2 separate regions of the Homo sapiens genome follow, and region 2 is linked to region 1. A link is an interaction called in ENCODE POLR2A ChIA-PET data of the cell type or tissue named here. Cell type or tissue: A673. All regions are shown on one strand.

Region 1 (2,500 bases):
CAATTATCTGGCTTATAAATAACTTCTTTTTAAGCATTTGCTCTGGTCAATATGCAAATAGCCATAAAATCTTATTGCTGCTTATATCCATGTAAGTATTTATACATAGTTTGCCTTTTCCAAGAAAAATAATTTTTTAGTTTGAAAAGTGGTCCAGAAAAGTTGATCCAGGGAATTCAGGTTATATAAACTTATGTTTTTAACTGAATGTTTTCTGCCTTTATTTTAGCCAGAAGGTGTCAAAAGGGAAAGCTATTCTGGTGTTACTTTGGATCCTAGGGGTATTTATGGTAGGCAAAATGATTTTTTATTTTATATGTTATCTTTTGCTTTAGAAGTTAAAGTGTGTATGTAACTTAAAACACTATTTTTCAGAAAGTGAATTGTCTAAAATCAGTAGTATCCACTTCTGGCCAGGCACAGTGGCTCATGCCTGTAATCCTAGCACTTTGGGAGGCCGAGGTGGGTGGATCATTTGAGGTCAGGAGTTCGAGACCAGCCTGGCCAACATAGTGAAACCCTACCTCTACTAAAAATACAAAAATTAGCTGGGCATGGTGGTGGGCACCCATAGTCCCAGCTATTTGGGAAGCTGAGGCAGGAGAATCGCTTGAACCTGAGAGGTGGAGGTTACAGTGAGCTGAGATCGTGCCACTGCACTCCAGCCTGGGCGACAGAGCAAGACTGTGTCAAAAAAAAAAAAAAAAAAGTATCCACTTCTTAGATCACTATCTTTCTTGATAGCATTATAGTACAACTACTATAATCTGAATGACTGAGACACAACAATAATAATTCCATTAATTTTGAATGCAAGGCCTTGAAATAGTAACAATTGCATGACTTCCCTCATATATTATTCATTGTCTATCCATCACAATAATAATTTATAATATATTATTATTGAGCCAACAGTCCAAAGAACACCTAAGAAAAAGTCATTTACATAATTAACATGCATTATTTGAAAACATAATAATGCTAATTAATCACTAAACAAACCCATTCCTCATTGCTCCTGCTTCCCTACTTTTCCTTCAATTGAGATATTCCAAATCTTCTCAAAGCTAGAATTTTGCAAACATTTGAGTACTTAATCAAGGCCTAAATACATATACATGTATTTATGAAATTTAGGATGTGGCCAGTTAACCATTCTCTTTTCAACTAAAGAAGACAGATTACTGCAGTTCTTATTAAATGCTTACAACTTATCTTAACGTTGTATCAATAATTTTTGTTTTATTTCAATGATATAACAATGGGGAAAAAATTTACTTACAGATCATGATCACTATCATCAGTGTCATTTCCTCTGGGAAAGCAAAGAATTAATACCCTTTACACTTTAATTCATCTGAGTATCATGAACTGAGGAGTGTTATTTCAGTAGAGCAATAAAAAGTAAAATCCATCTATGTACATGCGTCCACATGCTTACTTGTTTCTCCAATTTTTTCTTCACACAGACCTCCTCCTTGCCTGCTCATTGTGAATGATCTATGGGTAGAGATATTACAAGTTTCAAGGGTTTTAGCCTCATGCAATTATATCAAGCCTCAAAAGCCACTGTGTCCTTGGCTTCTCTTTCTTTTTTTTTTTTTTTTCACCACAGATGCTTCTTCTGCTGACATTATTGCAAACAATTTTCCAGAGCAGTCTTGCCTTACTCATCCTAGGTGTGAACATCAAGGCCACAGGATAGGAACAATCTTTTATCTGGGAATAAATCTCTGTAGAGAAAATCTGGGTTAAAACAAAAATCTGTGCCTCTTTCCAATCTTCTCATATGACTTTTTTCCCTTAACATTTTAGGCAACTTGGGTTTAGGCAGCTTTCCTGATTTCTGCAGAGCTAAAGAGGGAAAAGATAAAAATTCTGTTCAGCTTATTTCAGATATTTTATTAAATACTTCTAATATTTATTATTTTTTTTTTGTGGGGTGGGGGGACAGGGTCTCACTCTGTTGCCCAGGCTGGAGTGCAGTGGCGCCATGTCAGCTCACTGCAACCTCCACCTCCTGATTTCAAGCGATTCTCCTGCCTCAGCCTCTGGAATAGCTGGGATTACAAGCACTCACCACCATGCCTGGCCAATTTTTATATTTTTAGTAGAGACGGGGTTTTACCATGTTGGCAAGGCTGGTCTGGAACTCCTTACCTCAAGTGACCCACCAGCCTTGGACTCCCAAAATGCTGGGACTACAGGCGTGAGCCACTGTGCCCGGCCTATTTCTGATATTTATATATTGAAATCGCTATACAACTATGATACTTTACAGGGTTCAGTTAAAAAAAAATGCTAAAAAGTGTTTGGAAAAATAAATGGACTATAATGTTAAAGGAAATCTGAAAAAATATATCAATGAGGGAGAACAAACAGTATATAGTAATTAAAATTGTGTGACACCAGCTTAAAAAAAGACTAAACACAGAGACTCAATGCTTAAGACTAGCTCTAGTCTTTAGTTTCTGCTTTCTGTCCCTGATAAGCCCTTTTC
Region 2 (2,500 bases), 410 kb after region 1:
TAGTGTAATGCACTCAGCATACAGATAAGAAAATAGGCCCAGAGAGTTGAACTGGGAGATTGGTATTAACCTTATATTATGTTGATGTGTGTTACCATCCCTAGTCCAATAATCTATATTCTATTCCTTTGATATTTGGTATTTCTCATTCCACTTTCCATCTTGAGAAAAAGTCAGGACTTGGAGTTAATTTGACAAACTGGCATTGAGCATCTACTATGTGCACAGCCTGGGGCTACATGTTGGGCCCAGAAGGCATCACTGACTTGATCACCCTGCTCTTCAGAGAAGGCAGTGGGTACTAATTGAGAACTGGTCCTAATAAGGACTGCTGGTGTTGAGGGTTGGTTGGTAAGAGGTCTTGGGAGCAAGGGGGCAGATGTGTCTGCCAGAAATACTGCCAACTGTGGGACCAGACAGGCATGGGTTTGAATCTCAGCACGGCCATGGTTTAGAAGGGCAGCTTGGGCCAGGCGCAGTGGCTCATGCCTGTAATCCCAGCACTTTGGGAGGCCGAGGTGGGCAGATCACGAGGTCAAGAGATTGAGACCATCCTGGCCAACATGGTGAAACCCTGTCTCTACTAAAATTACAAAAATTAGCTGGGTGTGGTTGTGTGCGCCTGTAGTCCCAGCTACTTGGGAGGCTGAGGCAGGAGAATTGCTTGAACCCGGGAGGCGGAGGTTGCAGTGCCACTGGACCCCAGCCTGGGTGACAGAGTGAGACTGTGTCTCAAAAACAAAAACAAAAACAAAAACAAAGCGTGTCATTGCCATGAAAGACAGAACTGTCAGAGACTGGAGGAGAGTAAGGAGATGTAACAAGTAAATGCAGTGTGGAATATTGGATTGGATCCTGGACCAGCAAAAGGGAATTAATGGGAAAAGATTAAATTTAAATAAGATCTGTAATAAGTCATATTGTATCAATGTAATTTCTTATTTTTGACAATTGTGCTATGGTTGTGGAAGATGTTAATATTTTAGAAATTCTTTGTACTATTTTTGCAACTTTTTTCTAAGTTTGAAATTATTTCTAAATAAAAAACTAAGAAAGAAGGAAAGAAAAAAAAGTGTGACCTTTGGGAAATCTCTTCCCCTCTCTGAGCCTTTAGTTTCTTCTTCTGTAGAGTAGGGCGATCAACCCAATTCACTTCACAGCATCATGAGGATAAAACGGAAGAGTGCAAAGTAGTAGCATTGCGTATATATTGATCCTATAAAAAGTTATTTTTGCTGTTAGTAATGGCAGTGCAAATGTCTTGATCTGTTAAAGCTTCAGGAGGGTTCTACCCAAATGAAAAACATCTGACTGCAAGCTACTTCCTCCCAGCCATTTGATATGACCTTGTCTGAGGAAATAATAATGCCAGCTTTGTGGTTGGGTGGCTGTTGTCAAGGAGATAGCCCCAGATAGCCCAAACAGCTGGTGGTAGTGACGTCACCTCTAGGTTTGGCAGAAAGATCATGGTGAGACAGAGACAGGACAAAGGCCTCTGTCTCTGAACATGAAACCACTACAGTAGCAGGAAAACCAACTTCCAAATAGCCTTTCCTTTGTGCAATTGATTCTATTTTCAGTTTCTAGGTTCACTAAAGGGTTTAGCACGCAACCCAGGGACATGGTCATGCTGAACAAGGCAATGGACTAATCATAATGAGAGATCCTAGGCTGGGCGTGATGGCTCATGTCTATAACCCCAGTACTTTCTGACGCTGAGGTGGGAGGATCATTTGAGCCCAAGAGTTCGAGACCAGCCTGGGCAACATACCAAGACCCCATCTCTACTAAAAATAAACAAATTAGTCCGGCATGGTGGCACCTGCTTGTGGTCCCAGCTACTCGGGAGGCTGAGGTGGGAGGATCACCTGAGCCTGGAAGGTGGAGGCTGCAGTGAGCTATGATCACTCTTATTGTACTCCAGCCTGGTTGACAAAGCAAGACCCTGTGTCCAAAAAAAAAATTAAATAAGTTAAAAAAACAACCCAACTCCTCACAGGTTCTTTCATCTTCAATAATGTCTAAGGTATTCAATTAGATGAGGCAACCATGTGAACTCAGCATTGTCCTCCCCATTTTACACATGAAAATCGAAGTGTAGCAAGGGGAAGGAACCCCAGGTCACAGGATAAATGGGAGGAGTTTCCAGAGTCAGAATCCAGGTGTCCAGACTTCCAGTTCTGTAAACTGCCCACACTAAGATTCACCTCTTAGCCACTTTGAAGCAGTTTCCCAAGGAGTAGAGTCTGGTGAACACAACCCTTAAATACTGTCGTCTGGATGTAGACCTTGCCTCTTAGTACTAAATTCTAAAGCAAAAGAGAAACCCAAATGGGGATGACAGGTTGCCTGAAACAATCAAGGTGTTGGAATTCAAAGGGCCCTGGTCTCAATTCCAGCTCTGGCACTTACCAGCTGTAGGACCTTCAGTAAGTAGTTTTTACCTTTTGCAGCCTCAGTCTTCTCAATTGTAAGTCAGATAGTAGCGCCTCCTGCAGAA

What was found. ChIA-PET counts read pairs that join two places held together with the same protein. Peaks named below come from ENCODE experiments on the same cell type or tissue, not always from the same donor. Only the 100,000 strongest peaks of a DNase experiment are listed, where the experiment ranks them.
Region 2: POLR2A ChIA-PET joins it to region 1 with 16 read pairs; 2 of 35 experiments call an interaction of 5 or more read pairs at or near these places.

What each region holds. Positions count from the first base shown.
Region 1 is chr9:120,994,030-120,996,529 of GRCh38, reverse strand. C5 (complement C5) reads left to right here. Exons shown (of 41, transcript NM_001735.3): 22 at 230-290. Among named protein-coding and RNA genes, the nearest start is that of C5-OT1, 42 kb to the right of the region's middle. In A673, no CTCF peak of the experiment used is centred here; no DNase peak of the experiment used is centred here.
Region 2 is chr9:120,583,151-120,585,650 of GRCh38, reverse strand. No RefSeq gene overlaps it. Among named protein-coding and RNA genes, the nearest start is that of CDK5RAP2, 4.2 kb to the right of the region's middle. In A673, no CTCF peak of the experiment used is centred here; a DNase peak (open chromatin) is centred at 1,400.